Regions from separate parts of the Homo sapiens genome. Here region 1 is linked to region 2. Evidence: chromatin loops called from intact Hi-C (ENCODE). Cell type or tissue: mammary epithelial cell. All regions are shown on one strand. Links, peaks and the distances in the headings refer to the core of each region. The heading gives the core; the rest is flanking DNA.

Region 1 (16,826 bases), core at 5,439-13,438, 210 kb after region 2:
GCAACAAAAACAAAAATAGACAAATGGGACAGTATTAAACTAAAAAGCTTCTGCACAGCAAAGGAAACAACCAACGGAGTGAAGAGACAATCTGTAGAATGGGAGAAATCTATGCAAACCATTCACCCAAGTACTAATATCCAGAATATGTACAAGGACCTCAAGCAACTCAACAAAAACAACTGGAGATCTATCAAAAAGCTAAAAATGGAACTAAGGTACAATCCAGCAATCCCATTATTGGGTATTTTTACAAAGGAAAGGAAATCAGTATATCAAAGGGATACTGCACCACCGTGTTTACTGCAGCACTATTCAACCTAGTTAAGATATGGAATCAACCTAAGTGTTCATCAATGGATGAATAGATAAAGAAAATGTGGTATATATGCACAATGAAATATTATTCAGCCATAAATGAATGAAATCATGCCATTTGCAGCAAAATGGATGGAACTGGAGGTCATTATGTTAAGTGAAATAAGCCAGGCATAGAAAGACAATTTCACAAGAGGTAATTTGAATTGACTGAGAGGCAGCTGCCTCCTTTCTCTCCTCAGGTCTCCCCTTACAGCTGCCTGCGGGACAACTTTCCAGGATCCCTGGCCTCACACCCACTCCCCTTTCCCTCCTCTGCTGAAGAATCTTCAGCCATGTGCTATTGTGTCTTAGATAAGGTACAGACTCTTGGAACTGAGGTTTTGAACTCTTCTGAGCCTGCTGCCTCTCTTCCCACTAGGGTCCCACTATGTGCTGCCTCTCTCCAATGCTGCTGGGAAACTCTGGACATCCTGGGGACCCCAGTGTGAGGGAGCTTGACAACCAGCAGTCCCAAGAGGGCCAGCAGAACCAGTGGAGAAGAATTAGAGGAACTGGAAGCCTCTGGTCTGCAAAAGAGAAGATAAGAAGTCCTCTAGTTGTTTATTATAGAGGTGACATTTCCTGTGGGCAGTTTGACGCAGCCCAGGGTGGAGAGGTTACATGGAAGCAGACTTCTACCCAATGCAGCAACAACAGTGTCAGCAGGACTTCCTGGAAGGTGAGCCGTCCTGGGAGCCTGTCGATGGGGCTGGTGGAGCAGAGCCCATGTGGCCTTGCACATGCACCACCATGGTGAGGGCAGCTCTCAGCAGCCGGTGTCTTCCCTTTTCTCTTCTCTCTGCTGCTCTGAGTTCAACTATCATGAGGGGCACAAGGTCAGAGATAACCAAGTCCATGTATTTTCATGTCTTTCCACGAGGTCACACTTCTGCTGGTGCTGTTTCAATCATAAAAGCCACGAACTGCATGGAGTTCCCAAGGAGGCAGTTCCCGTTGGTACCACCCATTTACTCTGTAGTCAGAGCCATGGGCACACAGGCTCAAGCCACTCCCCAAGTCAGTCAGTATTGCAAACCATACATCATAGTATACTTAATCAATATATAAATATTATAGATTAAATATTCCACATCAAACAAAGTAACATTTGACATCAAGAGAAAAGGGATAGGAAAAAGAGTTAACAAACCAGTCCAGGGAGAGCAACATGAACAAAAATAATGTCCTGGAATGCCCCAGGTGCCAGTCAGCATCAGCATCTTGCAAGGAAGAGTATTTGATGTGCGTAGAGCCTTCGGCAGCAGATGCCATGTGCTTATCACAAATGACAGCAAGACAGCATCTGTTAAGTCTGCTGTTTTGAGCTGCTGAAGTCCTGCTCTTTTATGGCCAGTCCTCTGGTGAGGGCTCGTAGTGGAAGAGTATGTTTGGTTATGTCCTTATTTGCTTGAATGCAGTGTTTTGTTCAGGCAAAAACATCTGGTCCTCAACGCCTTTTGAAATGTAAGATGAAGTCTTTTTCTAAGATGGAGTTACTTATGTCAAGGGCACTCTATACACTGACCTGCAGTCAAGATTCAGTTTCTCCACAAAGATATCTCTTTCTGCTTAGAAAGAATGGACTCCAATCCCAGTGAGTTATTAGCAATGTGAAAGTTTCAATTTTCTTGTCTATAAATGAAGATCATTATAGTACCTGCAGGGATGTGAGAATTGGGTGAGCTAGCCTATGAGAAGTGCTTGTAGGAAGTGCGCCTCCAATGCTAACCATGATAGCATGTGTTGTTATGTCTTAATGTAGCAGGCCTTGGTACTCACCTCCCTTTCCACACTCCTGTGGCATTTATTGCCTACTTAGTCTTCTGGTGCTCAGTATCCTCTGGAGAGAAAGAAGCCCTTCCCTGTCCCCTGCCCCCTTTATTGTCTGGGATCTGAGCAAGTTAAGATATGGGGGTAGGTGGGGGAGTGAGGGAAAAAAGAAGCCTGTTAATTAAACCACAGAACTGTACAGATGTATCTACTGAGTGACAGGCAGCTCTCTTTCAAGAGGAAGAGGAGCAGAGCTGGGCTAAGGCTTCCCAGCTATTCTTTCCAAATCTGACCAATTTAAAAGCCACTCCACCTCCAGTAGAGGGGTGGAGAGAAGCCAGATGTAGACCCTTTGAGCTCCCTTCAGGAGAAAGGGAGTGGGATGTGGGAATGGGGGCTATGCATGGGCGTGAGCCCTCCACCTGGTGAGTGGACCTGGTCAACTCCATCCTCACCACTCACTGTAGCCTTAGAATTCCCCAGAAGTGATTTAAACAACCAAAGAGCTTCATTTCTTCATAAAACAAGCTAAATGCTGGTGATGGTGGTGGAAGGAAAGCCATAATAAAGAAATCTTAAAAAGCAGTGGTTCTGGGGCAGAAAACATAAATTTGGGATAAATTATCGACAGGAATATGGAATTCAGCAGTGACTCAGATCTTCATGGGAGTGACTCTACTGTGTGTTCCACATAAAAACAAGGGAAATCAGGGGGTATTTTGTGGGGTGCTCCAGTTAGGGCAATGAGTGCTCATCAATTGCAAGACTAAGCTTTATAGAATGTTAAAACGAGGCTTAATTTATGTGAGGATAAGCACAACCACATAAATTCTTGGTAGAAATATGGCTCCAGATAACATCTGGAGCCCAAGTGGACTCTGAAAGGGTATGTGGTCACTCTGGGAGATCTTGGATCTGATGTTTCACAGATGTCAAGGATCTCCCCTGGGCTTTCTTGGGTATCAAGAGCCCTCAGGCCTTTCAGGTTGAAGCTTCTCATGAACTACCCATTGATTAAACCAATGAATCCATCCCAATACATTTAATGTCTCTTAGGATAAAAGCATGCACTGTTAGAAAACACTCCTGGAGATTCACAGTGCATTAAAGGCCCCTGAGAAGTCCTGTAGTGATGAATCTGTTTGAAACCTTCCTAATCCAGCATTTCTCAAACCTATCTTTAACTTAGAAAAAAAATACTTTTCAAATGACAAGTGTTAACATCTCTCAAGGTCAGGATGCCTCAGGAGCACTCTGAGCAGTGCCGGCCTGATGCATGCACAGGCACTACAAGGGCATACTGCCCCCTGTCCATTGTCTTACCTTGACGGGGTATCCATTGCAGCCCAGGAGGTGGCAGGATGCTCTTGCAACCCTGCTACCTTACCCCTGTGTTGCAGATGGGGAAGCTGAGACTCAATGAGGGACTTGGCAAAAGCCACAGAGAGTGAAGGGCAGAGCTGGCTCTACCCCAGAGCTTGGGCTAGCCACATGGTGCTCTGTTTTCCGGCATGGTACTGCCGTCTGAAGAAGAGTTGCCTGTTGCCCTTCAGCCAAAGGTGAGGATGGCATCAAACCTGAAGGAAACCAGAACACAAAGTGGTTTCCCCAAGGTCCAGAATGGCTCGTTCTGTCCTGGCTTTTCCTACCACGGGAAAGAAATTTTTGATGCTTCTTTTGGGGTTCTTAGCTCACAGGAAAAACAGAGGTGTGTGGGAAAACCCAACCAAACACAAATGTCTTCCAATCTCCCAGATTCTCACTGCCACATTACACTGAAGCAGACACATTTCTGGGGGGCGGGAAAAAAGAGCCAAAACAACAACAACACACGCAGAAGATAGCTTAGGAGTATGGGAACATGGGAGGGGAAAAGCAAAGAACCTCAGAAATAGGAAAGGGTCAGCAATATTTTGCAGGAGAGCATAGGTCAAGCCACAACCTTGAGCATGTGAACGGAAACGATTGCCAGAGCAGCAGGGAGAAGTGCAAAGCTTCCTTTAATGCACCCACCTTCCTTCCCGGGCACCAGGGCCAGAAATGTGGGGCTCCAGCCAGACTTGTGTTTACTGTCACTTTTCTAGTGAAGTTAGTGGAAGGACTTTTGTAGCCAGCAGGGCCCCTCTCTAGCACGTTGGCAATCCTGTGTATTTCTGTGTTCCCTCCACTGACAGCACGTCACCCTCCTGTGAAAGCTTTACAAAAAGGACTATGGGCCGGGTGCAGTGGCTCACGCCAGTAATCCCAGCACTTTGGGAGGCTGAGACACGTGGATCACGAGGTCAGGAGTTCGAGACCAGCCTGGCCAACATGGTGAAACCCCGTCTCTACGAAAAATACAAAAATTAGCCAGGCGTGGTGGCGTGTGCCTATAATCCCAGCTACTCGGGAGACTGAGGCAGGAGAATTGCTTGAAATCAGGAAGTAGAGGTTGCAGTGAGCCGAGATTGTGCCACTGCACTCCAGCCTGGGCAACAGAGCAAGACTTCATCTAGAAAAACACAAAAAAGGATTATTCCCCTGATAGATAGCCTATTCTACAAAAGAGACAGGAGTGAGAACGTGGAAGCTGTGCTATTGGGGGAGGTGGTGGGCCACCTGTGATTTCAAGATAACAGGTGAACAAGAGTCTAGCATTGATCTGGGCCTTGATATTTACCATCAGTGCAACATCACATCCAGAATGGCACCAAGGATGGGGCAAACCACCGGTGCAGCCATGAACATGCCCCTCCCACTCCAGAAAGCCTAAGACCCCTCTGCAGGCTCTGAAATCAATGTTGTGCTTCCAATGACTGAGCACACAGGGATACTGAGGCAGGCCCAATCCCTAGAGATGCACTGACATTAGCTTAAGGACCCCCACGTGGCTATGCCAAACCTTCCTCAGGCTGCAGAACAGTCTAGGATGCGTCTACTACCGCTTGGTTCCCCTGCTACCTCACTGGGGTTCTGCCGGCTTTCCCAGCCCTTCCTGCTCCAGCCCACTTTCCCTCCCAGGTGCTTTTCCAACAAAATCTTTCCCTGTGTAAAACCTGCTTGGTGGCTGCTTTTAGAGATCTGGACAGACGTAACCTTCATGTTCAAATTAGCTTCAACATATTCCTTCAGGGCATTCCCGTGAGGGATTGTGTTGTTGCTTGTTCCTCTAACCATTCTGTGTGTTTCATTTTGCTCATTTTCATTTTTTTATAAGAACATCAAAAATCTAGTATCAAACTCAGTAAATAAATATGACGATGAAGAAAAAAATTGAACAATGATTTAGAAATTATGCAGAAAATACATTTTTCTCCCCAGGATATGGAAAATACTTCCTAATTAAATGCAAAAACAATGCACTTCCAATAAACAGGAACAAATTCATATAATGTTACCCAAGTAAAATATGTGAAGTTCTTATTTCCATGGTACCTCACACTGTCACATGGGCCCCTGGAAATGCAAGAGAGACATTGGGGCAGGGAAAGAGATGGGATAGATCAATAGATCTTGTTTCTCCTGAAACAAGATAAGAGGGGTGGATGAATAATGGATCTTTTTTAAAAACCACTTTATTGAAGTATAATATACAAAAAGCTGTGCATATTTAATCTATACAACTTGATGAGTTTGGAGAGAAATATACCCCTGTGAAACCCTCATCATAATCTATACCATAAACACAACTATCACTTCAAAAGTTTCCTCCTGTCCTATTTATCAAGATTATTACTTTAACGTAAGATCTACCCTCTTGGCACATTTTTAAGTATACGATGCAGTGTTGTTAGCTAGAGGCACCATGCTGTTCAGTACATCTCTAGGACTTATTCATCTTCTGTAACTGAAACTTTGTGCTCGTTGACTAATACAGATAGATAGATAATAGATATTGAAGCTAACCGCTCCTTTTCCTACAAGTAACAACCAGAAATATTTCTTATTGTGGGAAGATGTAATCTCTGCTTTGTTCACACCTGAGTAATAAAGTGTTTTGGAGCCTTCTATAAACTGCAGTGGCGATCAGGATTCTCAGAAAGTCATGTAGGGAGGGGTGCACAGCCCATTTCCATATGGAGTGCTGTTTTGCATCTCATCCACAAGATTAATCTGGGCACTTTTAAAACTTGTCAAAATCTGGGCCTGGCACAGTGGCTTATGCCTGTAATCCCAGCACTCTGGGAGGCCAAGGAGGGCAGATCATGAGGTTAAGAGATCGAGACTATCCTGGCCAACATGGTGAAACCCCTTCTCTACTAAAAATACAAAAATTAGCTGGGTGTGATGGTGTGTGCCTGTAATCCCAGCTACTCGGGAGGCTGAGGCAAGAGAATCGTTTGAACCCGGGAGGCAGAGGTTGCAGTGAGCCAAGATCGCGCCACTGCACTCCAGCCTGGACGACAGAGCGAGACACCTTCAAAAACACAAACAAAAAACAAAACAAACAAAAAACGGATCAAAATCTGTTTTGAGCAGCACAAATCCTGAATGAATAAAAACATGTGCCTAGGTCCCTGCCCTGGAAAAGATCAGAGGGCCAGTGTGGAGGGTGGAGGAAAAGTGCCTCGGTCCTTAACACCGATAAAGATGACTTTAATGCACCCAGGCTCATGAACTAGGACAGTGATCCGGAGGACGGGGCGAGGAGGTAGATGGAGGGGCTGCATTTACATCGTCAGAGGGGGCTGGGCCCTCTGCTAAGGGCTTTAGGTACCCTGTCTTGTTCAAACTCTTCAGTGACCCTGGGAGATGAGTGCATTTCTTTTTACCAGTTCACAGAGGAGGCACTGAGGTGAGTTTGTTAAGCAACGGGCCCAAGATCACACAAGCAAAAAATGGTGGGGCTTGTCCTGGAATCCAGCTCTATCAGATTAGTACCCAGCCCTAACCACTCTGCCTGCTGCCTTCCTGGAGGTCCGTTGATGTGGCATGAGGGGTTACATAGGACCAGGTGGCCTGAGGGGTGGGTGGTGGAGTATTTCTGTTCACTCCAGGCTTTCCATTCCACTCCAGAGGCCCATGTCCAAAATTCAGGAGTTGAATTTTATGTCAGGACACCTCTGCTTTAATTCTACACTTCTCTTTAATAAAGAAAATCTGAAGAAAACTTGCATATTGTGACTTCATTACAGAAAAGAATGAGTCCTCCTTATAGAAGGAGAGTGTCATGGATATTGGTGGGGCTCTGCTGGACCCTGTGGAGTCCTTCTTACCTTTCCTATGCACCCCTTTCTGTTTCCATGTTTTTTGCTTCCAGCTGCTTGCACCTATGATTCTATCAAGACCTGCCCTCTGACTACTGGAGTGGTTTTGCCCACAGAGCCAGAAGGAATCTCTCCAACTTCCTTGTCTTGTGTCAGAATAGACTCTGAGGCATAACCTAATGCTCCTGAGTCCAGCGTCCACTCATGGGATAAGGGCTACCCTAAGGGCTCTGCCTGGGACCACGCTCTTACTTGGCCTCCTCCCTCTCTGTCCTGCTTCTCTGACTCCTATGCTGTTTTTTTTTCTCAGCACATTTCCTTAATATATTCCTTGCACACGAATCTTCACCTCAGCATCCAGGATCATGATCTAAGATAAGGAGTTTACCATGTATGGGATCTGTTGTTGTTTTAAACAACTTATTGCAATATAATGTATGTATAATAAACTACATCAATTTAATGTCCGTGATTTGAGGAATCTTGACAGCTGTACACATCTGTTAAATAACTCCCATAATCAAGATTCAAAATATTTCTGTCACCTCCCCCAACCAGAGATTCTTTGTGTCCCTTTGCAGTCCTTCCTGCCCTCCACCCCCAACTCCAGACAACCATGGCTTTCCAGTCCTTAAGTTCAGTTTCTTTGCAACCCACAGCCTGAATATTTAAGGCAATTTATATCATCAATGCTATACATTTTAGGTTTTTGTATGTCAGCATCCCACTTCAAGGTACCAATTTCTATATTTGTTAAGAAAATGATATAAAAAACAAACTCTGAAATGTACAGTGGACTTAAACACTTAGGAGTGTATTCATTGATCATGTAAAGCTAATCAGGATTGATAAACATTAATACAGGCTCCTAGGCACCTTTCATATTGTGATTCTGATATCACAAGAGTTAGCATCTGAGATCACAACATATACAACTGCACCACCCAAAGGAAGGAGACAGTATGAAAGAATGTTCATGAAAGGGCTTTATGGGCTGGCCTGGAAATCGCTCATATCACTTCTATCTATATCCCATTGGCTGCAACTCAGTGATATGACCACACGCACATGCAAGAGAGACTGGAAATACAGTCTACCTATGTGCCCACAAGCTATCAAAGCTCTCACATATGCATATAGCTAGCTGAGCAGGAAAGGAAAAGCTAGAAAGAGGAAGAAGAAAGAGACATTGACACATAACATTATCATTTTTGATAATAGCAAGCACAACAACCAAATGACACACACATGGTAAGAATACACATAGCAGATGTAACATGAGAAAGAACAGATGAAAAGAATAACTATCATCTGATGAGCAGGCACATGCCAAGTGTTTTATCATGCATCATCACATGTATCCTCACAAGTCTGTAGATATCCAGTTTACAGATGAGGATTAAGGCAACGCAAGATTATATGACCCACCATGTTTGTACAGTTATCAAATGGCAGAGAATAGATTTGTACACAGGTATTTTTAATTCCTAAGCCTGTGCTGTTAACATTGGGCAGAACAAACCAATTGTAGTTTGTTTTATTTTTTCCTTCCATGAGAGCCTTGAATATCACCAGCAGATTTCAAAATAAGTCTGGGTACCAAGAACGTGAAGATTATGTCATATCATTAAAAGATCATAGAAGGATTAGAGGAGATGGATTTCACAACTTAGACCTCAGGGCAGATGGCCAGGAAGACATGTGCACCACAGATACAAGGGTGGGGTCAAATTCAGCACTAAGAGATAGGGAAAGTTACTCGCTATTTACTATAGCCTCTGCATTCACAGAAGGGTGACTCAGATAAAATTCTTATAAGATGATGGGTGAAGAGGCAAATTTTAAAATTAGAGAGAAAAAAATTTCTCTTTGTAACAACAGGGATAGAGAGAGTGGGAGGGGGTGTGCGTACAATGTAAGATCTAGGAAGAAAGACCAGGGTGTCCCCAGTGAGATTGGAAAGGCTGTGTGGGACTGTGAGGAAGAAAAAAAAAAAAGACCACAAACTGGGCAGTAGGTGGGAAAGAGTTTGGGAAGGAAAGACAGAAATGTTAAACAGGGATTTTCAGGAAGGCTTGCTGTATAGTGTGGGATGTTATCTTCCTATTGTCAAGGTTTGGTCATACAAATCTTCTCTAGGTATGTTGACTAGGAAGGGGCTTCATATAAAATGTAGATACCTTCACAACGAATACACTTTTTCAAGTACCTATGGAACATTCACCGAGATAAACCATATGCAGGGTTTTAGTTTTTTCATTAAAATTATGCCAAGTATGTTCTCAAGCCAAAGTGGAATCAACTAAAGTTTAATAACAGAAAGATAACAGGAAAATCTCTAAACACTTGAAAATGTAAAAACACTTCTAACTAATTTATGGGTCAAAGAGGAAGTCTCAAAGGAAATTTAAAAATATACAGAACTAAATGAAAACAAAATAATAATATATCAAGGTATGTGGGCTGTAGCTAAAGCAGTTCTGAGAGGAAAATATGCAGCGCTAAATTCTTCCATTAGAAAAGAACAGTCTCGCATCAATAATCCAAGTTCTTTCCTCAAGAAACCAGAAAATGCAGAGCAAAATTAACTCAAAACAAGTAGAAAGGAGACAAAAATAAAGAGAAAATATAAATAAAATTGAAAACAGAAAAACAGTAGATAAAAATCAAAGAAACTTCCATCACAAGGGATGCAAGAGAAAAAAAGGCAAGGAAACAAAAAGCCAGTTTTTCAAAAAAATCAAGAAAAGTGATAAACCTCTAGCAAGACATACAAGAGAAAAAGAGAAGACATAAATCACCAATATCAGAAATAAAACGGGATATTACTACAGCTTCTTCAGCCATTAAAAGGAATAATAATAGAATACTATGAACTACTTTATTATCATAAATTCAACAATTCAGAAAAACTAGTTTGTTGAATATTGACATAGATAAAATATCTATGACAGAGTGATTTAACAAAATGTTTCAGCTGGGCGTGGTGGCTCAGGTCTGTAATCCCAGCACTTTGAGAGGCTGAGGCAGGGGCTGGGATTACCTGAGGTCAGGAGTTTGAGAACAGCCTGGTCAACATGGCAAAACCCTGTCTCTACTAAAAATACGAAAAATAAAAAAATAGCCAGGCATGGTGGCATGCACCCATAGTCCCAGCTACTCAGGAGGCTGAGGCATGAGAATCGCTTGAACCTGGGCAGCAGAGGTTGCAGTGAGCCGAGATCATGCCACTGCACTCCAGCCTGGGCAAAAGAGCAAGACTCCATCTCAATTAAAAAAGAAAATATATATATATATATATTTCACCTATTCATGGTAAACACTCAGCAAACTAAAAATAGAAAGACACTTCCTCAACTTGATAAACAGCATTTACAAAGAGTCTAGAGAAAACATTATACTTGATGGAGAAAGAATGAATGTTTTCCTCTAAGATCAAGAACAAAGCAAGGACGTCTACTCTCACCACTCCTATTCAACTGGAAGTTTAAGCCAGTGCAGTAAGACAAGAAAAATAAATAAAAGGCATACAGATTGGAAAGGAGGAAATAAAACTGTCCCTATTATTTAGGAAAGACATAGCGGTCTACATAGAAAATCCCAAGGTCAGTAAGATTGCAGGAACAAAACCAGGAAACAAAAGTCAATCACATTTATATGTACTAAGGAACATGTGGAAGCCAAAATTAACAATTTTTGTGCCATTTTCAGTTGCTCCAAAAAGCTTTTAGATGATACTTAGGTATAACTCTAGCTAAGTATGTACATGACTTGCATGCTGAAAACTACAAAATGCTGATAAAATAAATCAAAGAAGACCTAAATAAATATAGAGAGATATACCATGTTCATAGATTAGAAGACTCAACAGTAAAGATGTCAATTTTCCCCAAATTAATCCAAGGTTTAGGGAAATTTATATTATAGAAATTCCAGTGAAATTTTTATAGCCATTTGTAAGCTTATTATTCTTAAGTTTATATGGAAAGTCACAGGACCTAGAATAGCTAAAATAATTTTGAAAAACAATAATAAAGTGAGAGGAATCACTTACCTGATTTCATGACGTATTATATAGCTACAGTAATCCAGATAGAGTGATATTGGCAGAGAGATAGACATACTGATCAAAGAACAAATAGAGAACTCAGAACTAGACTCACAAATATGCTTAACTGTTTTTTGACAAAGGTGTAAAGCCATTAAATGGAGGGATAGTCTTTTCAAAAAATGGTGCTTGAGGAATTGTACATTCGTAGATAAACCAAAAAACAAAATGACCCTCAGCCTAAACCTCACACCTTATACAAGAAGTAACTCAAAAATGCAAACAACATATCTAACAAAATATTTGTTTAGAATATAAAGCATTCTCAAAACTCAAAAGCAAAAAAGCAAAAATTCCAATTAGAAAATGGTCAAAGATATGCACAGACATATCACTGAAGAGGATATACAGATAACCACTAAGCACATACAGAGATGTTCAATATCATTAGTCTTTAGGGAAATGCAAATTAAAACTACCATGAGATGTTACTACATACCTATCAGAATGGCTGAAATAAAGAATAGTAAAACAAACACTGGCAAGGATGCAGAGAAAATGAATCACTCATACTTTGCAGCTGGGAACATAAAATAATACAGCCATTATGAAAAAGAGCATGGCACTTTCTTACAAAACTAAATTCGTGCTTACAATACAACCCAGCAATTGTAGCTGGGTAATCCCGAGTAGCTGGGATTACAGGCAGGTGCCACCATGCCATGGACAATTTACCTAAAAAATGTTCAAAGATTTAAAGATTGAGATGGTAAGATGCCTAATGAGTTAATGCCTAAATCTTAAGTTTTTGCATGTGCACATACCCATGTAACCACCAGTCAAGACATTACTAGAACCCCAGAATGTTCCCTAGCACTTCTTCCCAGTCAGTACCCACCTCCATAGAGGTCATGTCTATTTTATTTCTATCACTGCTGATCAGTTTTGACCATTATTGAATTCATTATAAATGAGGTTATGTAGCATGCAGTAGCAATAGTTTGGTCTTTTATATTACTATATATAGTATTCTCTCATATGACTAATTTATCTGTTTTACTACTGATAAGAATTTTGGACTATCAGTTTGAGACTATTATGAATAAAGTTACTAACAACATTCTTGAACACATCTTTTGGGTTTATGTGCACTTCTCTTGGGTATTTACCTGGAAGTAGAATTGCTGGGTCACAGGGAAAGCACATGTTTAGCTTTACATACTGCTAAACAATTTTTCAAGTGGTTGTACCAATTTATACTTGCACCAGCATGGTGTGAGAGTTCTCATTGCCTCATAACCTTTTTAATACTTGGTATTGTCTATTGTCAGGGTTTGTTTTTTGTTGTTGATGGCTTTTTTTTTTTTTTTTTTTTTGACAGAGTCTTGCTCTGTTGCCCAGGCTGGAGTGCAGTGGCATGATCTCGGCTCACTGCAACCTCCGTCTCCCAGGCTCAAGCAATTCTGCTGCCTCAGTCTCCCAAGTAGCTGGGATTACAGGTGTGTGCCACGATGCCTGGCTAATTTTTGTATTTTTAGTAGAGACAGGGTTTCACCATGTTGGCCAGGATATCTCAAACTCCTCACCTCAGGTAATCTGCCCGCCTCAGCCTCCCAAAGTGCTGGGATTACAGGTGTGAGCCACCGTGCCCAGCTAATTTTTGTATTTTTATTAGAGATGGGGTTTCACCATGTTGGTGTTAGCCAGGCTGGTCCTGAACTCCTGGCCTCAGGTAATCTGCCTGCCTCAGCCTCCCAAAGTGCTGGGATTACAGGTGTGAGCCACCGTGCCTGGCCCAGGGTTTGGTTTTTTGTTGATGTTGTTTTGCGTTTTTTTCATTTTAGCCATTCTGGTGGTTATGTGCTGCTGTCTCATTGGTTCGTCTCATTAAAACCAGTGGTTTTAATTTGCATTTCTCAAATGATTAGTGATGCAGAGCACATTTTCACATACATGTTAGTTATTTGGATATCCTCATCTATGAAGTTTCTAATCAAGTCTTTTGCCTATTTAAAAAACAAGAGGCCATTGGTCCTTTTCTTATTAACTGGCAGGAGTATTTAATCGATTTTGTATATGCATCCCTTTATTTGAAAGAGCTCTCCCTGAGCTGTTTCTGGCTGTGGGCACTCATGCTGCTTTCTACCCAGCTCCTGGCACACCCTGATCACACCCGATGGAGACTCTATTTACCGACACCTCTGGGCTTATGTTTCTGAACCTGCTCAAGTCATCCACTGTCCTCTAGTACCTCTATCCATGTCCCATACCTGCACCAGCACCCTGTCCGTGGCCAAGTTTCAGGCAAGCCATGGGATCTAAAATGTCTCTCTCCCTTCTTTGTCAGGAGCCAAAAGAATTCTTGCTTCCTGAAACTGAGGCAGGCTGAAAGGGAAAACAGATTGATACAAGTGACACGTGATAATGTCACTCTGAATAAAAGAGGTCAAACTGTACTTATCAATAGTCACACATACATACATGCACACACACACCTGCATGCATGTACACAACATGCATGCACACACACAAGCATCAACTTTAATCAGCAAGTCCTTACACTGACCACCTCTTATATATATGCATCTCAGTGCTGGGTACTGTGGAAAACATATGAAAAAGGATTGGGCATGGGCCCAGCAGCTGAGAAGCTTACAATTTAGCTGGAGAGAAAAGATGTAATACAGATAACATGATATAAAATGCTGTGTATTAGACTGTATGTAAGCCCAGACTCAAAAGAGATTTTATTTGTTTGTTTGTTTGTTTTCAAGACAGAGTCTTGCTCTGTCACCCAGGCTGGAGTGCAGTGGCACGATCTCGGCTCACTGCAACCTCCACATCCTGGGCTCAAGCAGTTCTCCTCCCTCTGCTGGGATTACAGATGTCCACCACCACACCCAGCTAATTTTTGTATTTTTAGTAGAGACAGGGTTTCACCACATTGGCCAGGCTGGTCTCGAACTCCTGACCTCATGATCCACCCACCTCAGCCTCCCAAAGTGTTAGGATTACAGGCGTGAGCCAACACACCTGGCCTCAAAAGAGTTTTAAAACTTGGCATGCAAGACTGTAAGTGTTAACTTGGGCTGGACCTGGACAGGGAGTTTTTAGAGCACTTCCTTAATATACTTTCTCCTTCCCCTTTTTAGCATGAAGGGTTTCTTGACAATTTTCTTGCACATAGGAGACATTCAACAGATGTTTACCAGTTTGACTGAGGCATAGGATGAGGAAATAAATAGCCACGTAGCTCCCATCGGCTGAACATTTACCAAGTGCCAGACACATATTGAATCATATTTAATTATTGCAACAATCCTGAGAAAGAAATATTACTCTCACTATTTTAAACGTGGGGAAGCTGAGGTTCTGACAAGCGGTAAATAAAAATGCCCAAGGTGGCATGGCTGGCATCTGAGGGCTGTGCCAGGTCTGGTGTGCTGGAGGACTTGCTGCCTGTGGCAAGGTGCTGCCATTGTCTGTTGCTTGAACAAGGTGAGGAGCGCAGCATGCCTGGCCATGCATGATGTCTGAAGTTAGAGCCCAGGACCTAGGGCACTAGATCTGTGGGGTGGGGCCCTGAAAGATTAAGGGACTCTGGAGGTTTTTCTCCTGAGTTCTCTACTAGCCTGGCAGTACCCTTCAAGAAGAATCCTAGGGCTTCCTGATAGGTAGCTTCAGAGGCAAGGCAGCAGCAAGAGGGCGACAAATTAAATAAGAGAAAGTAACGCAACCAGGCTGCCTGTCAGCCCCTGTAACTTCTCCAGATTATCATACTGGACCCATCACTTGCCCAGTCTAGCTAGAAGTTCATCTATCCCCATGAAACCCCCATCTCCCCACCTCCACCATGGCCATCCAGGAATGCCCTAGGTGTGCCATACTCTGTGGCTGCTGTGTTGATATGGATTGGTGGTGTGGCATGATACATGGTCCTGCTTCCTCTGTCTCACTGCTCTGAAACAGGAATTCAGACATGGGTCCTTTGATGTGGAGAGTGTCACGCCTTATTGTCCTAGAGAGTGGGACAGCCTGGGAGGCCTGCCTATCTGACCTTCAGGGCTCCTGCCCAGTCCTCAGGGGGAATCTTCAGTGCCAGTTTGTGTGGAGGAAGCCTGTGGGAAATTGTGTGGACAGCAGTGGCAAGAGAGGGGCTGGGGAGGGACTAGGGGGCACACGGGAAGAGGAAAGGCAGGCAGAGCTAAGTGAGGGGTGGCGGCCAGTCAGGGGCCCAGACACACTCCTTCATGGACCCCCTTCTTTGTCTTCAGTGGTCTTGGGTAGGTCTGCTTTGCAAGGGGCAAAAGAACACAGGATGATCCTTTGGAAGAAGTGAATGTGCATTTCAACAACCGGAAACCTGCCAGGGGTTCTTGGAGGAAAGCAAGCTCAAAAATGAAGGCTTAAGCAAAACAAAATAGCCCACCCCGCAGAATAACCCACAGAGGGAAAAGGAAGACAGGAATAAGACTAAAAGTCTAGAAAAGGGAAGTGCAAATTGGGTTCAAGATGCCTCAACTGCAGGCAGAGCCGTGTGGTTTGAACTGTTTGTGTGACTTGAAACATAGCCCAGCCAAGGTCAGGACCTCTCTTTGTGAAGGATTGGGCTGCGGGGGGCATGTGAGGGGTGCATCTTGCATGTGCAGGAATACCCCTACAACTAGGGAATCAGGCCCCAGCTGCTAGTGGGAAGAGCAGATATTCAAGTAAAAGCTATTTCTGCTGAAACCAAAGATTTATATAAACTCAGATACAGTATTTGTTGCTGTTGTCAGATCCATTTGTCCTTGAAGACTTAAGATGAAAGAAATGCAAACATCTTCCCTGTACATTCATGGCCTATAGGTACTCTGCAATGGTGTGCTGGTAAATGTTAACAACCAGCTTTCTGGAGGAAGAATCAAAACAGGCACAACATGCCTGATATAATAGCATCAATTTCCAGTTTCCTTGGTGTAAATACTCTCCGTGGCCAAGTTCAAGTTGTGAACTTAATATCACTAAGGCGAAGGTGGGTCTAACAGAGTTTAGGTAACCATAATAACAGAGTTTGTTGAGTTTACATTATTTGCTAAATTCTTCATGTGCATCATTTTATTTTATTATTTCAATAGTTTTTGGGGAACACGTGGTGTTTGGTTACATGGATAAGTTCCTTAGGTGTGATTTCTGAGATTTTGGTACCCCCATCACCTAAGCAGTGTACACTGCACCCAGCGTGTAGTCTTTAATCCCTTGTCTCTTTCCCACCCTTCCGTCTAAGTCTCCAGAGTCCATTATGTCATTCTGATGCCTTTATATCCTCACAGCATAGCTTCCACTTATAGGTGAGACCATAGGATGTTTGGTTTTCCACTCCTGAGTTACTTCACTTGGAATAATGGTCTCCAACTCCATCCAGGTTGCTGGGAATGACATTATTTTGTTCCTTTTTGTGGCTGAGTAGAATTCCATGGTAT
Region 2 (16,826 bases), core at 1,760-9,759:
ATTCTTGATCTGTCACCCAGGCTGGAGTGCAGTGGTGCGACCACATCTCACTGCAGCCTGGAACTCTTGGGCTCAAGTGATCCTCCCATCTCAGCTTCCCAAGTAGCTGGGGCTACAGGCATACGCCACCACACCTGCATAATTATTATTATTATTATTGTAGCGACAGGGTCTCGCTTTGTTGCCCAGGCTCGTCTCGAACTCCTGGGCTCAAGCAATCTTCCTGCTTCGGCCTCCCAAAGTGCTGGGATTACGGGTGTGAGCCACAGCACTCGGACGAAAACATTTTTTAAACATGCTTCCAGGATATCTTTTATGTGAATATGGCTCAGTTTAGTCATGCCCCCATTCCTCTTTGTCCCTTACTTTGCTATTATCAATAACCCTGTGGTGAGCATTCTTGAGTAGAAATCTTTGTCCACTTCTCTATTTTTAATATAGTTGTAAAAATATTACTGGGTCAAAGAGGAAGTTTCATACTACTGATGAGTCCATGATCCTGTGTTGTAGCCTGGACTTGTTCATTCTGGTGGTGGGCCAATATGACGACTTCAGCTTATGTGTTGGACAACTTCTGTGTAGCGCTTGGAGTGGAGTGCTAATGAGTTCAGATTAGATGAGGCCAGCTGTTCCCATCTGTGTCCTCAGTCAGTGAGACTGCTCCAGGAAGGTGTCCCCAAAGTGCCAGGGACACAGAAAAGGTTTTGCTCAGAGGACAGAGGATTAGTGCAACCTGTGCCTGGTCTTTCCAGTTGAATTGACAGCCCAGAAAGTAGGCAGGGCTGGGAGAGAATTAGTGGTGCACACGGTGTTTCCTCTGGCTGCTCAGTTTGAATAGTCCATCTCTTTCTGCTGTTTCACTGGTCACCTGACAGAAAACCATTCTCTCAGAGAGCTATATAGACAGGCAGGACGGGATGCAGCCTCACTGTGGTGCTGGAGATCTGCTCTGTCTTTGCAGAAAGGAGAAGCTGATGCCATGAGTTTGGATGGAGGATATGTGTACACTGCAGGCAAATGTGGTTTGGTGCCTGTCCTGGCAGAGAACTACAGTAAGTGGAGTTAGCATCCTCTGGTATATTCCCTCTGGGTCATGGGAGTGGGGCTATGAGTAATCCCATTCGGTGAATGCAGGTGAAACATTATGATGAACAGATACATTCAAAAGGGAGAATCAGGGAAAGAAGAAATGAAAGGGGCCGTGTTACCCACAAAGCCTATTGTGTTGAGAATTAACAAGGGACAGGTTGGTTTTATCTTCTTAATTTTCCAGAAGATCTCAGTGAATTATAACATACAAACAGAAAAGTGCACATAAATGTACAACTCATGGCACTTCACACACTGTACAGTCCATGCTCTCGGGCCCAGAACAAACACTGCAAGTTTCAGAAGCCCCTTATGTCCTCCTGTCCCCCGCCCCCTTACTCCTGCAAGGGAAGCCTCTCTCCTGGCTTCTAAGGTCGCAGATCTAAGTTTGCCTATGTTTTAAACTTCATGTTAAAGGAATTACACAGCATGTGTTTTTTTATGTCTGGTTTCTCTTGCTCATCGTTATGCTTTTCATCCACCTAAGTGTGTAGTTGTAGACTGTTCAGTCTCGTCGCTGTGTGAGTCTACTGTGATTATTCATCATTTGAGTGTGGATGGGCATTTGAGTAGTTTCCAGTTGGTGGCTGTGGTGAATAATGCAGCTGTGAATCTCTGTGCCATGTCTTTTGTTGAACATATAGACGCATTTCTCCTGCATGGAACTGCTGGGACGGTCTCTTTGGATTTGATTCTGCATCATTGAGATTTAAGAGTTTGTGGCTTCTCACTACATCTGAATGGATAATGATGTCTGGCTTGTCTTTATTCTTTCAGAATCCCAACAAAGCAGTGACCCTGATCCTAACTGTGTGGATAGACCTGTGGAAGGTGAGTTGGCATTAGCCACTTTCAGGGTCAAGGATAAGTTCTTGTTGCTGGAAGAGGAAGTGGCAGGAACTGTAAAAAAAACAGAAAGAATTGCAGCCCTAGAAGCTATAGGGCTTCTAGGAGCAATAATTTTAAGGGTGCAAATAATTCACAGAGGAATAGTTCTAATTAATGTTTATATTGACCTTCACACTTGGCAAAGAACATCCATATAGTCCCTCATTTTGTCATGGTCATGGAATGGGGGGTGCTACTTCCCCACCTCATGGGGATGAGGAAACAGTGGCACCGAGAGTCCCCAAGTGCCCAGGATCTCACTCACAGCCATAGGTAATACTGTGGTAGATCCTGGTCTTGACCCCGGGTCCTCGTGACCTGGGACTCGTGTCCCAGTGCTCTGTGCACCACTCCTCCTGCCCACCAGAGCTGGTGCTTGCTCAGTTTCAGAAAAGACTTGCCCTTGGTGGGTGTCTGTCAGATGCATTCTCTCAGGAGGACAACGGCAACCATGTTGAGTTCAACCAGTGCAGGGTGGGTTCAGACTCAGCTCAGGGCAGTCCCTGGGGACATGTGCCCCTGTACCCACACAGCCGTTAGCTGGCTGGATGTTGGTGCTCTTGCCTGATGCACACTGTGGTTGGTGATTTATGCACTGTTGGGGTCTCTCTTGTTGTTTATAGTGTTTGTTGCTGTAGAAGCTTACACTGAGAGATGCATTGCTGGTTTGTAACTCAGGGACATTGTGTGGCTGGTTGAAGACAGTCCCCTGTAATCACTAAAATAATCAGCTTTTCTTACTGTTTTATTTCATCAATCTCACCTTAACATAAGGCAGCAGCTTATGCTTTCTCGGTCTACCTAAAAAGGCCAGTTCTTTGAGGGAATCATTGCCTGGTGTTGCTTCTTGGCCTGTTTTGGCCTGGGCTGTAGACAGCTCCACTGGAATCCATGTGCCAGGCCTCCTGGAGGTTAAGACTTGTTTTTCTGTCATCTGTTATGCCAGGATATCTTGCTGTGGCGGTGGTTAGGAGATCAGACACTAGCCTTACCTGGAACTCTGTGAAAGGCAAGAAGTCCTGCCACACCGCCGTGGACAGGACTGCAGGCTGGAATATCCCCATGGGCCTGCTCTTCAACCAGACGGGCTCCTGCAAATTTGGTAAGGAGTTCCAAAGGTGCGGTGGGTGGGCCACCCTGGAGGGTAGGCATATTGTGCTGTGGAACCTTAGGGAAGGGAGGGGAGGGGATTTGCAGGCTGATAGTGGCCTGCAGGCCTCTTCCAGCATAAGGAAATTCTCCCTGTGGCTGCCCCCTGGAGGCGTGGGTGCACTGGGGGTTTCCCTGCACAGCACTTCCCATGCCCCATTCACCCCACCCCAAGATTAAAGATTGGAATATCTGCCTATTTCGCTGCACCCTAAGAATAAATGCAAGTTCCAAGATGTGCAAATGCTTTTTACCTCTTGGAGCTCCAGACCTAAATTCCTCTTAAACTCTGGCTTCCCAGCTTGGGGAAAGATGTCTGCCTGCCTCATGAAAGGTGACTCCTGTTACTAAGCAAAACTGACGCTTACTCTACACTGCAACGGAGCCTGAATAAGACCTCAAGAGCCTGGCTCCACCTGCTTCTGCAGTTTTCTCTCCCCACCACACCCCACACTCATCCTAGTCAGCATCAGCCACACCCTGCCTGCTGTGGGCCCCGTGGCATGGTGTGTAGCACATCCTCAATGTGACTCCCTTCTTGTATGGGCGTCTCCTAGGGCAGGGGCTCCACTGCATGGGTTTTTGATCCTGGCCGGGGCAGGCAGCTTTCACGTGGCTCTGCTCCTCACCAGCTCCATGGCAGCCTCTGAGCTGTAGGGAAACTGCCAGGATGGAATGGGAACTCCCAGCTTTTCCTGAGGTTGACACATAGTGTGGCTCTTCCAGCAGCAGTGGGAGTCTGATAATGGGTGACGTTTGCTCAGTGGGGCAGAGCTTTCTTGTCACCTTTGTTTATTCTTTCTTGGGTTAAATCACACAATGAACGAATTCAGATCAGGTTCAGCTGCAAGGAACAGAAAACTCCTGAAATAGTAGAGGCTTAAACAAGACAGAAGTTAATTTCTGTGTCATGTAGTCCAGAGGTGGTTTGCCTAGGGCTGGTATGAAGACAATATGGGGTCTGGAACCTGGGCTTTAATCATTTGGCTACTCTGCCATTTGTGTGGCTTTCATGCTCAAGGTCACCTCATGGCCCACATTGCATCTCTAAGTCCAGTCCCTGCTTCTGCATTCTATGTGCAGGATGAAGAAAGAGAAGGAGAAGAAAGGGCAAAAGGCATGTACCAATTGTCTTTCAAGGATGTTTCTGAGAAGCTGGCGCCCAACACTCCTGCTGATATTTCACTGGCCTATAGCTACCCATATGGCCATATGAGCCCCAGGGAGTCTGATAAGTCTAGTCTTTATACCAAAGGGCCAAGCACCCAGATACAAAGCAGGGTTTCCATTACTGATAAAAACAAAATCAGATCCTGGACTAGGCAACTCACAGGCTCTGCTGCACACAGCCATCACGGTCATGAGCTGAGTCCCCAGCTCAAGGCTGTGATGACGGGACCCTCCAGGCAGCCACAGCTCTCATCCCCAGCCTTAGTTGGGTGTCCATCTGTGCCTACAGTCTGAATGAAGCTTTTCTGGTGGGTCCTATGTTGGTGACAACATGTTGCTTTGTGATGGTGAGTGTGTTCTATCTAGATTGCTGTCCTGGGAAGTCTAATGAACTGAAACCACCCTGCATCGGCTGTTAGGTAAAGGTTGCTTGTGTGGACTCAGGTTTGAAGAGCTGACTCCCCGTGTTCCTTCTCTCCAGATGAATATTTCAGTCAAAGCTGTGCCCCTGGGTCTGACCCGAGATCTAATCTCTGTGCTCTGTGTATTGGCGACGAGCAGGGTGAGAATAAGTGCGTGCCCAACAGCAACGAGAGATACTACGGCTACACTGGGGCTTTCCGGTGAGTCTGTGACTGAGCTCCATCAGGATGGGGACTTACCTCATCCCTCAGCATGTCAGCATTGCAGTTCTAAGGAGCCAGATGTGACCTGTCACAGCAGAGTGGGGGTCATCCTGTGGGTCAGCTCATGGGTGGCCCCAGTGAGGGCTGTCCCCACCACACCCACCGCCCCAGAGAGTGGAGGCTGGCACCAGGGCTGTCTGACCTCAGCTCCGCAGTGCTTCTCCCTGTGGCTTTGAGCCAAGATCAACAGCAGTAGGCCTCAATAGCCTCGTCCTGAAAATCAAATGGGTAGAGTGTGGTATCCTAAGTGCTTCCTACAATTCCATTTATGGGGAAGAATTCTCTTTCCCATCGCCGCCCCTTTTCTTCTCACCTAGGTCATGACTATGGCTTAGGTTTCCCTTTTTCTCTGACTTTGGCCTTAGAAATGGCAAAGAGATGGCAGAATTGCAGTGTTATTCTCCAGTAACGAAGTGAAAAATAAGCCAAAAAACAAGTTTTCAGAATTCATAAGTTATAACCACTTAGTGACTTGTAACCACACCCCACGTTTTACAGCACCATTCATCCGGGTGTTGCTTCTCAGGGGCACTATTTACCAGTGTGAAGGGTGCAGAGAGGATCTTCCCCTGTTCCTTTTCCTCCATTTGCCAAGAGTACATTTCACGACCAGATGGCGTCATGTGTCTGAGGGTGTCTGAACTTTTTAATATAAATTCAACAGCCTTGTTCCAGTAATGGAATGACAGAAAAGTAGCTTTTGCTATATAAGTGGCTCATAAAAAAAGACCCAAAACAAAAAAAAATGTTTTGTGAATGTATAAAAATATCTTTAAGGGACTAAGGATTTGCAAATGGAAATGTGATTCTACTCAGAAATGCTGAACACATGTCTCATAAGAGCCCGAAAGAAGCATGTGCTCCTCTTTTTTTTTTTTTCAGACCTGCAGCAAGGTATTAGTTCACTGGAAACACCCACATTTTAATATTCCTAATTATACTGGAAGAAAATCCCTTGTCTTTTGTTTAAATTATATCTAGAATCTAGATTGGGGAAATTTATAGCAAAATCATTAAAAGCTGAAACCAGTGTCATACCCCTTTATTTCTATCATCCTTATAATGCTGGTTCTTAATTTTTAACTTTCTGCTGACTCTGTAGTATAGAAGAAGATCTAGCCTCTCACACTGCCCCCAGCACCTTTTCCACCACACAACCACAGACTTCAACTCTCTTCAGCACCCAACACGCTAATGTCATATTCAGTACTTATGACTGTGTAAGCGTTATTCTCATATTATATTTCCCTTATTGTACAAACTTTTTGTTTACTCTGGAGTTCATAAATGTCTTTTCTTATTTGCTTAATTTTCTGCACTTAAAAAAACACATCACTATCTCATCCCCAAACTGTCTGCCAGTAATGTAAATCTCCTAACAACATGCATACACACACACACACACACACACACACACACACACACACACACACACACACACACTCTCTCTCTCTCTCTCTCTCTCTCTCTCTCTCTCTGGGTGCTATCACAGTTTCATCATTTACTTGGAAGTGCTGCTCCAGAAGGCATCCATCTTCCTGCTGCAGTTTGGACTGGTTGCTGTGTAGGCCGCCTGCACATCTGTGGTCCTGGGGGTCCTGTTGACCATTATTTTGGTGCTTTCCTTTGTCTTACTTCATGTTAGATTGCCTGTTTCCTGGGTCGCATATCTTTAGATTTCTTGGTTTTGTAATGTCTTTTATATAGGGTTTTAAAAGGAGGGCAGGTACACCTGTGTTCAATCTGCCGCTGTAAACAGTAAATTCCTAGAAATAGTTGTCTTTTAGATGTTTACTTCCATATTTCAGTTTTTGGAATGCATATTACAAATATTTATGAAAGCCCCACTAGTTTCTCTTCTGTAATTATGTGTATATTTTCTGGAACATTTTAGGTGCCTGGCTGAGAATGCTGGAGACGTTGCATTTGTGAAAGATGTCACTGTCTTGCAGAACACTGATGGTAGGTGAAGGTGTTTCCTTTTCTCCTTCAAAGCAGAGTCTTTGGCATCACAACACATCTTAGTGTTCAGATTTGCCTTTGGGAAGGTTTTATAACATTTTCCATATTTGTGATTAAAAGAACTCCAAAATTCTTTATCTCAATAGACAACATGATAACATCTGTAGGTGTCATATGGATTTTGAAACGAAATTCATACACACACACTCTCTCTCTTTCTCTCACACACACACACACACTCACTCTCACACACACAGATACTAGCCATGCTCAGTAGCAAATGTCTCCCTGGCTTCCTCTAGTCAACCACAGAAACACACTGTCTGCCCACATGAGATCATGCATGCCTATTGGAAACTGTGGATGATGCTACAAACTGGGTGAACATATGCAAATGAAGCCTCCCTTTATGAAAAAGGAAGTAGAGGCCTTCATTCATCCCCATGTGAGCCTTGGTCTGGAGACTCCTTGGGAGTTAGTGGGAACAAAATTACAGGTGGTTGCAGATGATGGAAGATAATCTTCCAGCCAATGTTTGAACAATCACTCTCTCTCCTGGTCCTCAGCCATTTGCTACCTTCCAATCTGCATCTGTCTCCTTAGCCCCACTTCAGCATTCCAACCCCCAAGTCTCAGCAGGTGACTTGCTATTCTGTTTCCTGAGAAAGAACTGTCTCCACTTTCGGCCTCCCTCCTTCAGTAATCACTGCAGTCTCAGCCACTTCTCCCTTCTGCTTCTGCTCCTTCTAGTGTCTCTTGGGACAGAGATTAAAACAAGACATGTAAATTTGAAATTATTTCAATATCAAATAGAGGAATCCAAGAGAATGAATAAAGTGCTTTCTTAAAGGGAGAGAGCAGAGAGACAAACGGGAGCCGGAACAATGAGCCGGCATCTGCACAAACATAGACATGCATACAATTACATTTAGAATTTACAAGCCATTAACTGAAGTAATCTCCAGGGATCAGATTGATGTCAAATTTAATTTTAACTTTCTCCGGTACTTTACAACTGTATTTTGTTAGAATTGGCTGTATATATTTGATAAACCTATAAAAGTTCCTTTCCTTTCTCTGGTTACACTAATAGCATTTGAATATGAAAGGGAGGAGAAACCAATTTCTCCTTGAATGTAAACCATCTATTCTTTTTCTGGAACTCACTGAAAAATATGGCATAGGTGGAGGGTTTTCTTCTTTAAAAAAATAAGAACTCTAAACAGCTTTATTGAGGTAGAATTCATATACTAAAAAATCCACCCATGCAAAGTGTACAATTCAGTGATCTCCAGCACATTCACAGAGTTGTGCAGCCATCAACACAATCCAACTCTAGAACGCTTGTATCCTCCCATAAAGAAACCCTTGCACCTATTATCAGTCATTGCCCTATCCTTCTTCAGCATTGGCAACCATCAATCCACTTTCTGTCTCCATAGGTTGGCCTATTCTGGACATTTCATATAAATGGAGTCATATAATATGTGGTGGGTTTTTTTTTTTGAGATGAGGTCTTGCTATGTTGCCCAAGCTGGTCATGAACTCCTAGCTTCAAGTGATTCTCCCACCTTGGCCTCCAAAGGGCTGGGATTACAGGCATGAGCCACCGTGCCCAGCCTATTGTGTGGTCTTTTGTGACTGGCTTCTTTCACTTAGCATCGTTTTCGAGGTTCATGCATATTGCAGGATGTACCAGAACTTCACTCCCTTTTATTGCTGAATAACATTCCATTGCATGGACACAGCACTAATATTTGGTATATTTGAAGTTTGTACAGCTTGTGTAGGATGAAGCTCCTTCTCTGTTCCTCACATCACCACAACCCCAGTGTGTGCATTTGGGAGGTCAGTGGAATGGCCACACCCACCCAGAAGAGACTTCTTGGCTAAGCAGGGGAGGCGTGGATGATGCCACCTTCTTTTTCTCCCCAGGAAATAACAATGAGGCATGGGCTAAGGATTTGAAGCTGGCAGACTTTGCGCTGCTGTGCCTCGATGGCAAACGGAAGCCTGTGACTGAGGCTAGAAGCTGCCATCTTGCCATGGCCCCGAATCATGCCGTGGTGTCTCGGATGGATAAGGTGGAACGCCTGAAACAGGTGTTGCTCCACCAACAGGTATGGACCACAGGGCTTCTAGTGCTTTCTTAGCTGTGTGGGCTCATGTTAGGTGAGGAGATCACAGAGCTAGGTGCACCAGCCCACTCGATCCTCTCTAGTCCTCTACTTGAAGCTCATGGTGAGAGTATTGGCTTCATGCTGTGGCGTTGCCCAGAGTGTCAACAAGAACAACAGAGGCTTTTGACTCTGGGCTTTCTGGGACTCACTCCATTTCTGCTGAGACTCTGTGCCCTGGCCTTGTTGCCATCACTGCCTGGCTCAGAGGCTGTCTTTTTCCCTCCTGCTGTTCTTCTGGCAAATGAGGAAGCCACTGAGCCTTCCTCCCACATGCATTAGTATAGTGCTTTTTACTCAGGTGACATTTCCTGAACCTGGGCCGAGTGAACAGTGCTCTAGGCCAGGCCTCTAAAACAGCAAACTCAGAAGGTGCCCTATAGATTTAGGGCTCTCTAAATGTGATTTGAACGAAATCCCAAAATTTTCTTAAAATCTGGGATTTTATTAGAACTTCTATTTTTATCATATAACATCATGTCTCTGTGTGCTTTTGAAGAAAACAACTCAGGAATAACAAGACTGGCCACCATAACTGGCCTTTATGGAGCTCTTAATGTGCACACACAGTGGTGCTGGTGAGAGAGCTGCCGTGACTGAGGGGTTTGGGTCTCAGTCTCCCCACATGGGAGCCTGGGACAGAGCAGGAACTGTGTGAGGGAGGCAGGGTGACCGACCTGCACACTGAGCTGGTTAGTGGCTGAGCCTGGGTTTTCCTAGCAGCCTGCCTCTCTAGAAGAGCTGCATATTAGAATGTCCTGAGCAATTGACTTGTGAGGGCAGATCTCAAAACCCCTCCATTGTTGCCTTGTCACCCATAAGAAGTTGTATGGGAAAAGGTCACAGGTTAAGAAGGAAGGAAAGATGGCAGATGGTAGGAGGTAGGACCAGAAGTGGTGCGAGGCCTGGATGCTGCCCAAGGCGGGCCTGCCACCAGGAGTGTGGGGTGGGGGACTCCACTAAGGAGGTGGAATGACTCCAGAACTCAGCTCCTTCTGCCCCATGGTTTTCTCAGGGCTGTTCTTGGGTGGAAGAAATACCCCTTTGCCTCCTTTAACCCATAAATTCCTCTTTTCCTTAGCTACTCACTGTCTGCCCTTTTGTCGCAGGCTAAATTTGGGAGAAATGGATCTGACTGCCCGGACAAGTTTTGCTTATTCCAGTCTGAAACCAAAAACCTTCTGTTCAATGACAACACTGAGTGTCTGGCCAGACTCCATGGCAAAACAACATATGAAAAATATTTGGGACCACAGTATGTCGCAGGCATTACTAATCTGAAAAAGTGCTCAACCTCCCGTAAGTAGACCCTAGCTAGCATCCCCGAGAAACCACCATGGGTGAAGGTCAAGGTTTGAGGGCCAAACAGCATTCTAGGAACGAACACAGGTGTAAAAATGTTAAGGAAAGATAATATCTCTTTACAGTTCAGGAAATTATAATCTCATTGATAAAATAATTAGAGAATAAAATAGAGCAGTATGTAATAAATTTTTATAAATTTTATAGTACGGATAGTGATGGCACTGTCATGAAATCTTTGGAAACTGATAATCCATTTTATTCAGTAAAATGAAAGGTGCATATATACATATGCATTGAGAAATGACAAAACCAGCCACGTGTGATGGCTCACACCTGTCATCCCACCACCTTGGGAAGCAGAGGTGGGAGGATGGCTTGAGCCCGGGAGTTTGAGACCAATGTGGCCAACACAGAGAGACCTTGTTCTACAAAAATAATTTTAAAAATTAGCCTGGTGTGGTGTCAAGCACCTCTAGTCCCAGCTACTTGAGAGGCTGAAATAGGAGGATTGCTTGATCCCAGAAGGTTGAAGCTGCAGTGAGCTATGATTGTACCACTGCACTACAGCCTAGGTGACACCGAAAGACCCTTCCTCAAAAAAAAAAAAAAAAAATCTGATTCTAGACAGTTACCATAGATGCCAACTATAGAGAAAACAAAATCTCAAAAAAATTCAAGTGTAGGAAAACACATCTTAACCAGGGAAATATGTTGATATTAATTTAATCCCTTAAAAATATTTAGAAGACATCACAGAGTATTGTAAGGCTCCCGGTGATAACTGTGGGATTTCAGTGTGCACAGCTCCCTGTGCACTGCAATCATTCAGATTCCTATTCCTGGTCCCTCACCCAGAGTTGGGGGCATTAGGGATGCTGTTGGTCCAAGGATGGGGGCAGGGCCAGAAATGTCTTTATCGGTAGTTTTCAATGAGAGACAATTTTTCCCCTGAGGGGATATTTGACAATGTGAGAAGCATTTTTTTGATTCTTACAACATAGAGGGTGCTGCTGGTAACAAATAGGTAGAGGCCAGGGATGCTACTAAACAAAGCACAGCCAGCCCCCTGCAATAAAGGGTTATTATCAGGCCCCAAATGTCAATAGTGCCAAGGTTGAGAAACCCTTTTCTGTATTGACAAACAACTCAGGTCACTGTGATGCAGGTCAGGACCACCCTCTGAGAAATATGGCTACAGGGCTCTTCTTGTGAGCAGCCAGCTCAGGACTGCATAGACCACATGCTTCTTGAGGGCAGGCCAGTCTATCCATGCTGTGTCCCCAGCACTTAGCACAGCAACTCACACAAAGCAGGTGCTCAGTAAGGATCTGTGAATGAATGAGTGAATCTGCAGGTGAACATGATTGCAAACAGGTTCACATTCCGGGAGAAGCTAGAGGACCACCAATGTCTTGTGAACTTGAGAATGTGACAGTCGATTCAATCAGAGACAAGTGCAGGGTGGTTGTGTCTCTCAGGCCAGAGCAGGGAAACACCCTGGCTGGTGAGGGCTAGACTCTGGCTCCCTTGAACACCGTAGTCGCTAGGAGTAGGGGAGTGGGAATATGAGTGTGGCAAGCACTGACTCAGTGATGGGAGAAGGGCAGAGAAAACTCTTAGTATTCTCTTTGATTTATTGGATTAAATAACTGGTTTAATGGAAGAAATCAGTTTCTGAATCTCTTGCTCTGTTGTGTCCCACAGCCCTCCTGGAAGCCTGTGAATTCCTCAGGAAGTAAAACCGAAGAAGATGGCCCAGCTCCCCAAGAAAGCCTCAGCCATTCACTGCCCCCAGCTCTTCTCCCCAGGTGTGTTGGGGCCTTGGCCTCCCCTGCTGAAGGTGGGGATTGCCCATCCATCTGCTTACAATTCCCTGCTGTCGTCTTAGCAAGAAGTAAAATGAGAAATTTTGTTGATATTCTCTCCTTATAAAGTGTCACTCATCTTTTCTAGAATTTTATACTGAAATCACATGCCTGACAAAATACCTGTACAGTTGGACCTTCCCTTCCAAGTTTTTCAGGTCCAGCCCCTCCTCTTTCTTGCAGTCTTGGGTATGATGCCCAAGGGTCTGGAATTTAAGGCCAGGCCAAGCACCGGTTTTCCTAAGGGGATCTTGTTGGTTATTCACATAGCTGTCTCAGTGCACGTGCATGTATGTGCCTGGGAGTGTGTGCGTGTCCCCAAGGCAGGGCAGGAAGAGCAAGCATAGGAATTATAACTGAAATGTAGGTTCAGTTGCTCATCACTTGCAGAGTCTAATTAACAAGAGCTAGGTTTGGTATAAAGTGACTTTTATTCCAAAGCTACCTTAGGGGAAGAAGTACAGGCTTCTTTCCTTAAGGGTAACTGCTTCACCTTTGGAGCAGAAAGCAGAGGCTTTTAAATGGGGGGCGTGGCATGCAAGGCAGGAAGTGAGCAGGTAGAGGGTCTGGGTACTGGCTTTGGTGCCTTGTCTACCAGGCAGTTGAGTTGGTTACTGCTGGTGCCTTTGTGGGCAAAACTAGGTTGTAAAAGCAGCCAAAAAATTTCCAGATGGGAGAGTTTCATAGCGGGCATATTTTGGCTTGTGAATTGACTGTTATGTCTCAAGGTAGTCTCTTGGTGGGAGAGAGTTCTGCTCTGTAGCGTCTAACTAAGAGCACATAGTTAGATGAACTTGCCCTGTTGGGAGTGTCTGGTGAAGGGGAGATAAAAGATTATAATTGCATTTCTAAAGAGCTAAGTAGGAAGCAGAGAAAAGGAGAGAGAAGTGAAGACAGAATAATTTTAAATAATGAAGAGAGAAATGAAGAAGGAATAATTTTCCTGCTTTTCCATTGGTTCTTTGGACATAACAGGCAAAAGTGTCAATCAGGGTGAGACTGTTCCTTCAAGGGCAGAGATCAGACAAGTGTCCTGAAACTCTGCCTCCATTGTGGGGGCAACCATTTGGCCATGTTCCCCACTGTCAGTGAGATGAATAGCTCTGCTGCTGCCTGCAAAAGCCTCTGAAACCTGTCAGGAAAGGACATTAATTAAGGTCCCATAATGCTAGGATGAAGCTCTTTTCCTATTTGCTACTTTGAATTATGGCCTGATATGTTGTCCATCCTCACTAACATGAGAAGATTAGTCAGTGAGCAACATCTGATGGGGTAGCCACAGCAGTGATAATGCCAGCACTCTTAAACATGACATTTGAACAGTATGAACTTTCTTGTCTAAATAAGATACTAAAGTGAAATTGAGGCCCACCTATGAAATTCTCCTGTTCCAGGTTGAAAAGAAATGGAACATCGCTGTGTCTCTCTGTTCACGCTAGGTTATATTGCTGTAGCAAATGGCCTCCAAATCAAAATCTTAGTGGCTAACATGACAAAAATGTGTTTCTCTCTTGTGTCCATCTCCATCATGGGTCAGCAATGGATCTGTGGCTCATGTCTTTATTCTGAGACCCAGGCTGAACCAGCAGCCCCAATTTTGGGCATGTTGGGCTTGAGGCAGAGGGGAAAATATAAGAGACAGAGGCAGCTGCTCTGCCTATGGAGTGCTATTCTTTTATTCCTTTATTTTCTTAATAAACTGCTTTAACTTAAAAAAAAGAGACAAAAGCATCATACAATAATACTTACAGTGTCTGCTTGGCAGAGGCCATATCATCTTTATCATTTCATTGGCCAGAGAATTCACATGGCCACAACATCAGTGAAGTCGCCCAGGAGGAAGGGGCAGTGATAGAGGACTGGGGTTAGTGCAACAGTGCAAGGAAAAATCTTCAGAGCATTTCATAGTGCCCAGCCAGAAGGCCATCACAGGAATGTCCCACCCACCCACAAAGGCTTCTCTGCAGTCCTAGAGAGGTGTCCTTTGCCCAGGTCCCACCCCCTTCCCAGAGCATGGCCTGGTAGGTGTGGCTGGATCTCAGTCCCTGTGTGCCACTCACCAGGATGGTTGGGCCTCTGCCTGCACAGCTGCACAGGCCACCCCAGAAACAGAAGATTGACTAGATGCAGGATGCTTCCTGTGATATTTCACAATTTATCCTGCATTAATGATATTTTCCCATACAGAGAACCATGCAGTAGTTCCCAAGGTTGGGTTCCCTGAGGGGGAATCATTCATATTTGATTTCAGAAACCCTCCCTTCAGGCCATTGCTAACTTTTGCTGTAACACCAGTCACTCTCTGAGGTTCAGTAACAGCTTCATCTTCCTCACCCTGTGCCACAACTTTAAGACTGGTTTGGGCACATCCTCTTATCATTTTTGTGTATGTCTCCTGGGGTCTCTAAGTCCCAAATCTTTCCTTAAAAAGTTATTTCTGTAGAGCACCTGATTCTGTCATTGTTCAGGTTGCCACTATGTAACCCACATGGACCTAGGGAAACTGAACAAAGGGGGCAAACGTGGGAATAAAAGACAAGAGACAAAAGAGTATATTTGGAAGAAGCGGTCAGGGGGCACTTTGCCTCTAGTGGACAAGGGCCCTGAGCTTTACACAACCCTCCGTAGTGATTAGACAAAAGAGATAGTGAGAAGGGGGGTGTGGAAGAAGGGATCAGCTGCTCAGTCCACAGTAGGCTTGCAAGACTGCATTCTCCAGATGTCCCAGTAGATAACCTCAAGGAGCCTGGTGCCAGGAAGTGATTGCCCTCAGCAAACCTTCTGGCAGTGGGAGCAGTCGTGAGTTTGCCCACATCCTGCATTCATGATAAACAGTTTGCTGTTTTATCATATAGCCTCCAGTGGAATGATGAGTTGGTCAGTCCCACGAGCCTTAGGCTCCCTAAATATCCCCCTTTCTGTTTATGAATTAATTGAAAGAATGTAAGGCCAGGGTGGGCAGCTCTCATTTTCCGATTGGTGGTCCATCCAATTTTACAGGCTATGAACAGAAGACAGAGACAAAACAATATTATTCCAAGAACTACATGTAAGATGTTAATGTAGTGCCTTAGATAAGTCCAAGGATTGAGGCTCTCCAGGCCTTGCTGGAATTTGGTCCAGTCTTCTAAAGAAGGCTGAAACTCTTGAATTTGCCTATGTAAATCAAGAATTTTGTTTTGTAATTCACCAATATCAAAGGTGATGTTAGATGTGAAAGCTCCCTGCAAATGGGCTTTCACAACGTCCCACAGATACTCACTTTGGTTATATTCTAAGTTGGTTACACAAATATGAGTGTGATTAAAATGACAATGCAATCAAGCTTTGTGCTTTTCCCCTAACCATAGAACTGTGGATTTCAACATTACCACTTTATTGGGAGAACCCACCCTCAGTATTTCAACATAGGTTCCTTCTATTTTCCATAAGTGTTGGCCAGCTGAGAAATAAAGAGAGACAGTACAAAGAGAGGAATTTTACAGCTGGGCCACCAGGGGTGACATCACATATCGGGGGAACCCACCCCCAATATTTCACGTAGGTTCGTTCTATTTTCCATAAGTGTCGGCTGGCTGAGAAATAAAGAGAAAGAGTACAAAGAGAGGAATTTTACAGCTGGGCCTCCAGGGGTGACATCACATATTGGTAGGACCGTGATGCCCACCTGAGCCGCAAAACCAGCAGGTTTTTATTAAGGATTTCAAAAGGGGAGGGGGTGTAAGAACAGGGAGTAGGTCACAAAGATCACATGCTTCAAAGGGCAAAAAGGAGAACAAAGATCACATGCTCCTGAGGAAACAGGACAGGAGAAAAATCATAAACTCCTGATAAGGGTCTATGTTCAGTGGTGCACGTATTGTCTTGATAAACATCTTAACAGAAAACAGGGTTTGAGAGCAGAAAACTGGTCTGACCAAAAATTTACTACAGCAGAGTTTTTCCCCACTCTAGTAAGCCTGAGGGTTCTGCAGGAGACCAGGGCGTATCTCAGTCCTTATCTCAACTGCACAAGACAGACATTCCCAGAGCGGCCATTTATAGACCTCCCCTCAGGAATGCATTCTTTTCCGAGGGTATTAATATTAATATTCCTTGCTAGGAAAAGAATTTAGCGATATGTTTCCTACTTGCACATCCATTTATAGGCTCTCTGCAAAAAGAAAAATATGGCTCTTTTTGCCCGACCCTGCAGGCAGTCAGACCTTATGGTTGTCTTCCCTTGTTCCATAAAAATCACCGTTATTCTGTTCTTTTTCAAGGTGCACTGATTTCATATTGTTCAAACACACGTTTTACAATCAATTTGTACAGTTAACACAATTATAACAGTGGTCCTGAGGTGATGCACATCCTCAGCTTACGAAGGTAACAGGATTAAGAGATTAAAGACAGGCATAAGAAATTGTAAAAGTATTATTTGAGAACTGATAAATATCCGTATTAAGATGAAATCTTCACAATTTACGTTCCTCTGCTGTGGCTCCAGCTGGTCCCTCTCTTCGGGGTCCCTGACTTCCCATAACACCACTTCA

The links. Hi-C counts contacts between places; a loop is a spot of excess contacts. Peaks named below come from ENCODE experiments on the same cell type or tissue, not always from the same donor. Only the 100,000 strongest peaks of a DNase experiment are listed, where the experiment ranks them.
Region 1: a loop joins it to region 2, with 5 times the contacts of the local background. A loop is called at or near these places in 2 of 110 quality-filtered maps.

What each region holds. Positions count from the first base shown.
Region 1 is chr3:46,220,649-46,237,474 of GRCh38, reverse strand. It overlaps a transcript of CCR3 not described here. Among named protein-coding and RNA genes, the nearest start is that of CCR3, 13 kb to the left of the region's middle. RefSeq lists an enhancer at 15,638-15,807. In mammary epithelial cell, for the core only: no CTCF peak of the experiment used is centred there; a DNase peak (open chromatin) is centred at 9,014; H3K27me3 peaks cover 350 bases.
Region 2 is chr3:46,431,534-46,448,359 of GRCh38, reverse strand. LTF (lactotransferrin) reads left to right here. Exons shown (of 17, transcript NM_002343.6): 10 at 962-1,052; 11 at 1,867-1,920; 12 at 2,924-3,079; 13 at 4,778-4,919; 14 at 6,877-6,944; 15 at 8,880-9,064; 16 at 10,231-10,420; 17 at 12,131-12,715. The coding sequence ends at 12,165. Among named protein-coding and RNA genes, the nearest start is that of LINC02009, 16 kb to the right of the region's middle. RefSeq lists an enhancer at 5,043-5,544 and a silencer at 14,828-15,122. In mammary epithelial cell, for the core only: no CTCF peak of the experiment used is centred there; no DNase peak of the experiment used is centred there.